Linked DNA regions of Homo sapiens: region 1 is linked to region 2. Evidence: chromatin contacts called from ENCODE Hi-C data. All regions are on one chromosome and are shown on one strand. Each heading gives the region's core, a stretch centred on a gene start or an enhancer-like site at or near the end of the contact. The rest is flanking DNA. Distances are from core to core; before and after follow the strand shown.

Region 1 (5,533 bases), core at 2,523-5,022, 370 kb before region 2:
ATATAATATGATTATATAATTAACTAATGTATACACTAATATATTAGTTACATATTAACACATAATATATAACATATAAATATAATATATAATGTAAACAAATTGTAATTATATATTATATACATCAATCACAATATATTATATATTATAATGTATTATATTACATGTTATGATTATAATTATACATTATATATTTATATTACATATAAATATAAAATATATAAACTGTACATCCAATAAAGGCCTAATATCCAGAATATCAGATTATATAGTTATATGTAATTATTATATATTTATATTACATATAATGTATTAACATATCAAATATTTATATATTAGTTATTAGTTATATATTAGTATATAATTAATGATATTTACTAAATAAATAATAAAAATAATAATAAAAAAATATTTCCAGGAGAGAAGCACACAGCTGGAAAGGAAGAAGACTGGCCAGTTCATATGGTAAAAAAGAGCCAACAAAAGGTGAGGTTGAGGAGCGAGTGAGGACAAGAGAAGCAATCAAGTCTCTGAGAGGACGGGGGGGAAAGAATCTGGAATTTACTTGTCTTCAAGTTCAGCTTCAGACACTACTGTGAATCGCCCACCCTAGGGTACTCGAACAGACTAGATTCTAGTAAGAGCCCCAGTCTTGACCACCTGCCAGGCGCATTCTGATCTTCACCACTGACAAAGCCCCACTCTCTGATGATCTAAGAGTGCCCTCCCATCCCACCCAACTGGGAGCTCGTCTATAGGCACATTGGTTCAATCTTACAGACACTCAGTCTCGCCCAACTAAGAACCACATTCAAAACTGGGATCGAGGTTTCTGAATCCAAATTCTGGGCTTTTCCTGCTGCCTTGTGCTACACCTGCCCTGGACAGAGGTGGGCAAGACGACACCTCCTCCCCTGCTATCCTCAGGGGAAAGCTCCTTCCTTTCCTCCTGTCAAGCCGAGTGGAGGCTAAGCCTCTTCTCATGGTCTCATTCATTCAGAGTTCCTTGGAGAGAAAAGAGGTTGATGCAGAGTAAAAAGTAAGAAAGCACTTTGAGGCCGGGCGCGGTGGCTCACGCCTGTAATCCCAGCACTTTGGGAGGCCGAGGTGGGTGGATTATTTGAGGCCAGGAGTTGGAGACCAGCCTGGCCAAAATGGTAAAATCCTGTCTCTACTAAAAATACAAAAAATTAGCAGGGCGTGTTGGCATGTGCCTGTAGTCCCAACTACTTGGGAGGGTGAGGCAGGAGAATCCTTTGAGCCCAGGAGGCAGAGGTTGCAGTGAGCTAAGATTGTGCCACTACATTCCAGTCTGGGTGACAGAGTAAGACTCTGTCTCAAAAAAAAAAAAAAAAAAAAAAAAAAGTGCTTTGCTCCTAAAGTGCAGATAGAAAAAGGGCACCAAGGTGCTTTAATTTACTGCACAGGCTGGAAAAGCCACATCTGGGGCCCATGATCTCAGTATCAGTGACTCGGAGGTCTCGCTGGCAGATGGAGGGCCAGGGACATAAGTGACTCAGCCTGGGACAAGGGGAGCACAGCAGGCTAGCAGAGTGGAAGCCAGTCTGGATAAAGTCCCAATTGAGCCACTGCAGCTAAAATTAAATATGACAAATGGCCTGTTCAGTTACATTAGGCACTGGCAATGGGGCCTCTGCAGGCTATGTGCTGAAGCGCTGGCCTTGTCATCTCCCCAGCAGCCTCCCAGTCAGGGCTATATTCCTTCCACCAAAAGCTGCCACAGTGGTGCTGGAAGATTCTTGCCAATCACGCTGGTCTTGAAACAAGCCACCTTGGCAACAAACAGTAATCCGTGTCCTTCTTGAGGAGCACTAGAAATGTGAGGCTGGACATCATGGGCTGAGTATCCCTTATTCGAAGTGCTTGAGACCAGAAGTGGTTTTTTTTGCTTATTTCCCTCCCTTCCTCCCTCCCTCCCTCCCTCCCTCCCTTCCCTCCCTGTTTCTTTGTTTTTCTGTTTCTTTCTCTCTCCTCTTTGTTTCTTTCATTCTCTCTCTTTCTCTATTACTTTTTTCTCTTTCTCTGTTTCTCTTTCTCTGTTTCTTTCTCTTTCTGTTTCTTTCGCTCTCTCCACTTCTTTTTCTTTCTGTTTCTTTTTTTCCTTTCTCTTTCTTCCCTCCCTCCCTTCCTTCCATCCTTCCTTCCTTTCTTCCTCTCTGTCTCTTTGTCCTACCCTCCCTTCCTTTCTTTTTTTGAGAAAAGGTCTCACTCTGTCACCAGGCTGGAGTGCAACAGTGTGATCACTGCTCGTTGCAGCTTTGAACTCCTGGGCTCAAGCAATCTTCCATCTCAGCCTCTTGAGTGGCTGGAACCACAGGCATGCACCAATATGCTTGGCTAATTTTTTGTAGAGATGAGATCTTGCTATGTTACCTAGGCTGATCTGCAACTCCTCAGAAGCATTTCAGATTTTGGATCTTTTCAAATTTGGGGATATTTGCACTGTATTTAACAGGCTGAGCATCCATAATTTGGAAATCTGAAATCCAAAATGTTCCAAAGAGCATTTCTTTGAGTCATATCTGTGCTCAAAAAGTTTCAGATTTTGGAGCATTTTGGATTTCAGATTTTTTGGATTAGAGATACCCAACCTGCTCCCTATGACTTCTTGGCTCTCTCCAGAAGGAAAATTTGGGTTGATCCAACTTAATGTGATCACAAAAGTTTGGGGGATTAGGGCTTTTGTTTTGTTTTGAAATACTAACTTTGTTGGTGACAAGTCTAAACAGTTTTATCATAAAATCCTGCACTATGAGGACTAAAATAAAAAGTAATAGGTCTTGTAGTGAGTGATCCAGATCTGAAACAAATCAGAGTTCTTGACTCTCCATGTTATGAGTTTTTTGTGTGTTTGTTTTAAAGAGACAGGGTCTCACTCTGTCACCCAGGCTGCAATGTAGTGACTCGATCATATCTCACTGCAGCCTTGAAATCCTGGGCTCAAGTGATCCTTTTGCCTCAGCTGGGACTACAGGTGTGCATCACCATGTCCAGCTAACTAAAAAAAAAAAAAAAAAAAATCATAGAGATGGGGTCTCGCTATGTTTCCCAAGCTGGTCTCGAACTCCTGGGCTCAAGTAATCCTCTTGCCTCAGCCTCCCAAAGTGCTGGGATTGAGATTTTATACCTGATTTTTCTGAAATTATGTGTTCTGGAGCCAACAAAGACAGAGGGAGGTTGCTAAAAATACCCAGACATAAGCCTCTGACCAGCAGAGGAGACAGAATGCAATGAACTGGAAAGTCCCTCCAAGCTCTCTATGCTCATTGGTCCTCCCAAAAAGCAGAGGCTACTCATGGAAAGAAGGATTTGGCTGAAACGTCTGCAGAGTGACACTGCTTCCCAGGGCTGCTTAATGCTGACCTTTTGACATTCTCGCCTTTGATTTCCTTAATGTGATTGCTCTGTTTCTTTGCTGTCTGACAAACGGTCAATTCCTGTTTGTCTTCTAATAAATGGGCTGATTAATGCTGGGGGAAAAAGAGACCAACAGAAAATCCTCATTGCCATCTACAAATAACTTCAAAGTAAATCATCTACCTTTTGCTTTCTTCTTTGAACTTTTAAATTTTTATCACATACGAATGTACCATCATTAGCTCTCCCTGGCAGCATCTATCCCTTGATGGAGTAACCGCCTCTCAAAAAAGATCATGCTTTTCTGAACATGCTGTATTTTTGGCTGCAGCCCTGAACTGCTGGGAATGCAATTGCTTTTTAATTGGAACCAACAACCAGTGTTGGCTTGGATTCAGAACTAGCCTCCCCGCATCAGAAACGTCTACTGGAGTCTGGTGATAGGCGAGAGGGGGGCCGTTAACCACCTTCAGGCTGTGAATCCCCAGGGGGAAGCTCTGTTTGTACCTGGTATCTTGGCTGGCTCAGAAAACAGAATTTCCATTTTCTGACCAGATAAAGAAATACTTGTCATTGATGGGGACTGGCAAACCGAAAACCGAATGGTTCATGCAGGGAATTTTCACCCTGCCCAGTTTATGTCTGCATGTGTGAGAATAAACTAGGAGCTTGGATGAAAGGGAACAAAATAATCACAAAGGAAATTTCTAGTGTTTTCCATCAACATGACAGACCAAAATGTCCTTTCCTTTCCAAAGGGAAACAATTGCAGGAATCGGTTCCCTTGTCTTTTGTTACTGAGGGAATAATCAGCATTCTGTAAAGAAACCCATCGCTTCAGGTTCTCATCCTATCAAGCAATTATTTATAATTTACAGCCTATTAATACAACAGCACATCTCATCTACGCTGTGTGCCAAAAAGCTCACACTTAATCAGAATATTAGCACCATGGCTTGCTGAACACAACCTCTTCTTTACGCATTCCTTTAACTAATTTCGACCCAATGCACGAAGAGCGTGGAGCTGGATGCTGGTGGTCCACGTTGCAATGCAGGCAGAGTAATTATGCACAATATAAAATGACAAATATTTAGTGTCTAAAGGTCTATTTCCATATGCCCAATTCTTCAGATGGGGTATGTGGTTGTGCTAGAGTTAGCCACAGTGCAATGTGGGATGAAAATCCAAAGGCATAGAATCCAAATGCAAACAAAAAATCCAAAGCATTCGGGTCAATGTCCTGTTTCTCCTACTCACACTAACTCAAGTGTGACCTCAAATTCCTTTGCTCTCATAGTCTAAGTTTGAAAAAATCTTCTGCACTGGGGGAACATTCCATTTGAATTTAATGTACATTGTCAATACAAACTGAGCAGGGTTTCCAAGAACAAAAAGAACAAAGACATCTATTTTGGCCTGAATGATGCCGATTGCTTCAACCAAGAGATGGCACCAACTTGCACCCAAATTGTGGCTGGGTGGTAAGTGTGTGGATCATCCAAGCTCATCTCCTGTGCTTCTCATTGGAGATTTTCCTCTCCAGATAAGGCGGCCCCTAAGCTGTACCACACACTCCCAATACTCACTTTCTCTCTCTGCTTGAGGTCATTTTCTTCCATCCATCCCTTTACTGACACAATGCTTTCCATTTTGCAACATCAGGGCATCCGAGGTTATTCTACACCATGGTCTTCCGCTTTGTCCAAATTCCTTTAGCATTTTCATGGCACTAGATAATACATAATTTCTCCATTTTCCTAGGAGTTTAATGTGTGCATGCCACCATGCAAGTGCGTGTTTTTTTTGGATGTATGACTGCTCTAGACCGTGACAAGAGTTCTTTGTCATCAAGGAAACATTTATCTTGGATTTGTGTGCTCCAGACCTTCTGCAGGGGCACAGTGAGGAAGAGGAGGAGCAGAGAGATTCCTAAAGGAAGTGGGTCAGGGCACAGAAGCGTATAAGCTATTGGGAAGAAGACAAAGCAACTGATATTTGTTTCTCTGTGATATCACAGGGTCAAATCAAATATAAGCAGAGGAAGAGTCCCAGGATGGAGGGAATGATGACTGGTAACTAAAAGTCAGCTAACACTGGGCTGGATCTTAAAATCCAGTGAGTTGGATGGGGTCCACGTGGAATGGGCCTTGAG
Region 2 (5,369 bases), core at 763-3,262:
AGGATCCAAAAGAGTTAGGCAAGCTTTTAACGTTCCACCCTCTAAGGGAAAACGTGGGAAATGTCACTTCTGTGTAACTGTGAGGCATTCTTTTATTTCAATATGTCCAAAGTCTCTTAAAACACCCAAATGTAAGAAAACTGAGTTTTAACTCCCAGTGACTCAAATGTAATATAGGACAGAAATGACAGCTTATTTTTAATAAGCTCTGCAAACAACCACTTCCCCTTACTCTGAAGTCACTTATCACTTTATTCTTGAAGAATAACAATGTAAAACTCATTTTTCTAGCCACACTCAGCATTTCCTAAATGGATGGCTTAAATTTCAGAGTGTGAGCTAGTAAAGTTATTTTTAAACCTGTTTTCCAGAGCCTCGTCACATGTCCCAGCTTGTCTGTGTCCCTACTTTGGGGCCTGGAGTGAAAAACAATCCCAAGCTCTGCTCAGCTGTGCCGTTTCAGAGATCCAGCCCTGCTTCGTGAAATCAGAAGCCTTGGGGTTAAAGCATCACTGGCCCTTCTAGATACTGCTGTCATGCAGGAACCTCTCAGAAGAAAAGAGAAAGGGCTTTGACATTAGATCTCTCTTGCTGCATAACAAATTACCCCAACTGAGTCATGAACACAGTATTTTTTTATTTCATTTATTTATTTCTTTTTCAAGACAGGGTGTCTCTCTGTTGTCTAGGCTGGGGTGCAGTAGCACAATCATAGCTCACTGCAGCCTTGAATTCCTGGGCTCAAGTGATCCTTTTGCCTCAGTCCCCAGGTAGCTGGGACTACAGGCATGTACCACCATGCCCAGCTAATTTTTATTTATTTTTTTTTGGGGGGGGGTACAGACAGGGTCTCACCATGTTGCCAAGGCTGGTCTTGAACTCCTGGCCCTAAGTAATCCTCCCACCTCAGCCTCCCAAAGCATTGGAATTATAGGCATGAGCCACTGTGCCCAGCCCAAACAATATTTACTATCCCAGAGTTTCTATGGGTGGGAAATTTGGGCATAGCATAGCTTGGTGCCTCTGACTCAAGGTGTCTCATTAGATTGCAATGGGACTGTCGGCTGGGGCTGCAGGCTCATCTCTAGGCTTGACTGGGGACAAGGGGGAATTCTCCTCCAGATTCACTCACACGGTTGCTGACAGGCCTCAAGCCCTTGCCATGTGGCTTATCTACAAGGGGACCTCACGGTGTGGCAGCTGAGTTCTCCCAGGTGAGTGACATGAGAGACGGAGAGAGGGCACACCCTAAGATAGAAGCCACAGTCTTATTATAACCTAATTTCAGAAGTGGCACACATGGTCTCTGCTGCATTGTAGTTATTAGAATGAGTCAATAGGTCCCACCCACATTCCAGGGGAGAGGATTAACAAGGGTATAAATGCTGGAGACCCCCACGGGGCCACCAGACAGGCTGCTGACTACAACCTCCTTGTGGTATGAATGGGTGTTTAACCGCACACAGAGAGAGGCACCATTTCATTATCCCACTTGGAAGCCAGAACACACACAGAATCCCAGTCATTCACAGGGCTGGCGAGACCTTCATTTCCCCACCTTTCAATATTTAGCCCATCATTTATAATAAATACTGAACACAGACCAGGTGCAGTGGGGTGATGGCTCATGCCTGTAACCCCAACACTTTGGGAGGCTGAGGCAGGAGGATCACTTGAGCCCATAAGTTGAAGGGTGCAGTGAGTTATGGTCACACCACTGCACTCCAGCCTGGGAGACAGAGTGAGACCATGTCTCTCTAAATAAATAAATAAATTCCGAATGCAGCTAGATGCAAATGTGAAAGGCTTCTGGGAGAGACCTCTTTCCCAACCCCTCACCTTCCCTGCCTCCCACCCTGGAACCAGAGTCCCCTCCATGCCTGAAATACTGCAAAAGAAAGTAACTGCTCTTGGCTCAGTTCCTCTGGGGCTCTCTCCTACAGTTCTGCCTGCTCAGAGAGAGAGTGTGGCTGCTCTGCCCTCTGCCTTATGGAATGTGCTCTGTGCCACAGGGGAGCTGCCCAGCTCTGGCTCTGTTTGCTGAATACATTAAATAGTGGAGTGGATTAGTGGGAGACTCACTGTGGCCATGGATCTAAGCCACGCCCTTAAGCACAGCTTCTCTCAATAAATAAAGTGGATATTTTTCACTCCATTGGTCAGATTCCCGTGTTTATTTCTCAAGTGATTTCAAACTCAGCAAGGATAGAAACGGGTGCCCCCTAACGCATCCCCATCACACACAAAGATCTAGTCCACCAGTCCACACTCCTATTTGAAAAGTGAGTAAACTGAGGCATTAAGAGGCAGTGGGGTGATGGGAAAACATCCCCAAAAAGTTCCAAAACTCTTATTTAGCCACTAATTATTTATTAAGCCCCTGGCTGTGTGCTAAGCTCTGTGCTGGGGCTGGCTATTTTCCGTTTACTTGTTTGTTTGTTTGGTTTTTGAGAAAGGGTATCACTCTGTCACCCATGCTGGAGTGCCATAGCCTGATTATAACTCGCAGTAGCCTCAAGCTCCTGGGCTCAAGCAGTCCTCCCATGTCAGCCTCCTGAGTAGCTGGGACTACAGGCGTACACAATTATGCCCTGTTTTTTCTTTTTTTTTTTTTTTTTTTTTCAGAGATGGGATCTTACTATGTTGGCCAAGTTGGTCTCAGACTCCTGGCCTCAAGCGATCTGCCTTGGCCTCCCAAAGCGCTGGGATTACAAGCATGAGCCACCACATCTACCCAGGGCTGGCCCTTATTCCAGACATCTTCCTGTTCCGTCCCAGGCAAATGACTACACCCCTCTGAGCCCCAATTCTCTCATCTTGAAAATGGGGATCAAGTGAAATGGTGCATATAAAGTTCACACCTACAGTAAACAGTCAACAAATGTCAGCTACTCCCCCGAACTTGCCGGGGGAATGCCTACTTGCATTACATACGGAGACAATAAAGCTATTTTTCAAAGGCAATTTAAAGAAGGAGGCGATCTGCCTATGATTGGATGAATGGGGGTATTTCAGTTCCACTCCCGTGGTTTTTGACCCTACCTCCCACTCTCTGGACCCCCAAAAAAGAATGTGGCAGCGTGTTTGTGCATTGTCAGGGAGCCACGAGATTCCCTGGGTGTTCTGGCAGGCGATGCATGAGATTTTGCCAGGGCAGTAACAAACCAAGACAAAGAACTTAGGCATCTCCCTCAAGGACACTCAGTGAGCGTGGAGCACAGACAAAAATAGAGCAGAGGATGGATCATTCCCTTCCCCGTCCTGGCTTTCTTTTCTTCTCTCTCTCTAATGGCTTAGATTATTATTTTCTCCCAGCACGACCATCAGCTATTAGAGCAGGTGCAGTTTTTGTAAACACCCCGCAGAAGTGCTGCGAGGGAGGTCAAGGGCAGGTGCCCCCGCCGAGGGCTGGCCTGGATTCCATGTTTCTGGTTCTTGTTGCTATTGTTCGGTTGCATCAGCACACAGCCTGGAGGTTGCATCCTGCGATCCAGGAGTGTTTGGCAGCAGAGGGAACACCAGCCCGTCCCTCCCAGGTGGGACAGATGACAGCAAGTCTAAGGCAAAGCAATGTATTCCCCATCTTATAGAAAAAGATAACAAGGCACCCCTATAGGCAGCCAATTATGCAGGCACCCAGGATGTGTAGTTTGCAGAGCCCTGGAGAAAAACGCCCTAAGCAGGAGACTAGGCCCGTCCAACAGTGAGGCTGTGAGGACAATGGTATTGCTGAAACCTACAGCCAGTGGCCTTGACAAAGCAGTTTGCTTTCTGGTGCAGCAAGTTTCAGTTTGGTCTTTGGAGCTCAGTTTTACACCATTGAAAATTAAAATACCCTGAGATAGGGTAGCAATGAAGCCCTCAGCCGCCCCTTACACCTCAGTGTAAGTGAGTTTGTCAGCTCTTTTCCTAAGAGAGTAGATTTTTATTTTTTTTTTTATTTAATTTTTTTGAGACAGAGTCTCACTCTGTCTACCCAGGCTGAAGTGCAGTGGCGCGATCTCAGCTCACTGCAACCTCCACCTCCTGGGTTCAAGCAATTCTCCTGCTTTAGCCTCCCAAGTAGCTGGGATTACAGGTGCCTGCCACCACGCCCGGCTAATTTTTGTGTTTTTAACAGAGACAGGGTTTCTACCATGTTGGTTAGCCTGGTCTCGAACTCCTGACCTCAGGTGATCCACCCGCCTCAGCATGCCAAAGTGCTGGGATTAAAGGCGTAAGCCACTGTGCCTGACCAAGAGCAGACTTTTAAATGGCACAGGAGATGCAAATCCAAGGACACTGGGAACCAGATGGAAGGAAGAAGGAGTGGAGCTTGTCCCCATGAAGAAGGAGTGGAGCTTGAGGAGAAGGGCACCCCCTTCCTCATGCTTCCCGGTGCTGGAGCTGGGGGAACCCAGGCCACAGGCTAGACTAAATAGAAGTTTGCTTTCGTTTGGTGCAAGACCCATTACTTTCCATCACTGGGAGCCTGAATGCGGTGCTGGGAGATTGATAAAAGCCTGACTTTTCAGTAAATCTGGAGAAAAATATCTGATGACGTTTTATTTTGTTCTTCTGTATTTTCTGGTCTTATGGAAACTAATTCTGTACAACAGCGGTTCCATCAAAGCCTTTCTTTTCTTCTCTCCCTCCCCCTTGCAACACTGGACAAAGATTTCTCATTTCATACGTCATTTATTCCAGCAGTAATTCTATCCGAGTCACTCCAGGTCCTTCGCAAACAAAAACAGCAAAATGAAATTCGGTGGCAGTATTAAGATGACGGTTGCGGGTGATGCAGCCTTCTGTGCAATAAAGTCACAAACCCTGGGCAGAGGGTCTGATTCTCAACCACGGGCAACACCTAAAACGAACAGACCAAATTTTTTTTTTTTTTTTCCGAGATGGAGTGTTGCTCTGTCACCCAGGCTGGAGTGCAATGGCGCAATCTTGGCTCACTGCAACCTCTGCCTCCCGGGTTCAAGTGATTCTCCTGCCTCAGCCTCCCGAGTAGCTGGGACTACAGGCGCACGATGCCACACCCAGCTGATTTTTTGTATTTTAGTAGAGACAGAGTTTCACTGTGTTGCCCAGGCTGGTCTCAAACTCCTGAGCTCAGGCAATCTGCCCGCCTCAGCCTCCCAAAGTGCTAGGATTACAGGCATGAGCCACCGCGCCCCGCTGAACAGACCGAACTTTTTATCCTTAAGATCAAAATCAAACCTCCAGCGTCCTCTGCATAGGCAGGAGACCCAACAGTCACTATGCAGGAGGAGACAAGGTACAAAAAGGCACTTAGACACCCAGGCCACCTGGCAACACAGAACAAATCTCCAGTCCCCAAATTCAGGAGTCAGCATCCCTAATATGGAAACCTGCTTGAACAG

What was found. Hi-C counts contacts between places; a loop is a spot of excess contacts on that map. Pooled maps may share reads with other maps.
Region 1: a map of Right ventricle myocardium inferior shows a loop between it and region 2 (2.9-fold over the local background). The contact joins two enhancer-like sites. A Hi-C loop is called at or near these places in 5 of 168 maps with a recorded cell type or tissue (Right ventricle myocardium inferior, ascending aorta, cardiac septum and 2 more) and 11 of 50 pooled maps.

What each region holds. Positions count from the first base shown.
Region 1 is chr7:71,611,301-71,616,833 of GRCh38, reverse strand. The region is part of intron 6 of GALNT17 (polypeptide N-acetylgalactosaminyltransferase 17); the gene reads right to left. Among named protein-coding and RNA genes, the nearest start is that of MIR3914-1, 310 kb to the right of the region's middle. Within about 2 kb of position 3,772, at least 6 of the 41 ENCODE cell types and tissues checked have a DNase peak (open chromatin) inside an H3K27ac peak, as active enhancers do.
Region 2 is chr7:71,234,765-71,240,133 of GRCh38, reverse strand. All of the region lies in intron 1 of GALNT17 (polypeptide N-acetylgalactosaminyltransferase 17), which reads right to left. Among named protein-coding and RNA genes, the nearest start is that of MIR3914-2, 70 kb to the left of the region's middle. RefSeq lists an enhancer at 557-1,057. Within about 2 kb of position 2,012, at least 12 of the 41 ENCODE cell types and tissues checked have a DNase peak (open chromatin) inside an H3K27ac peak, as active enhancers do.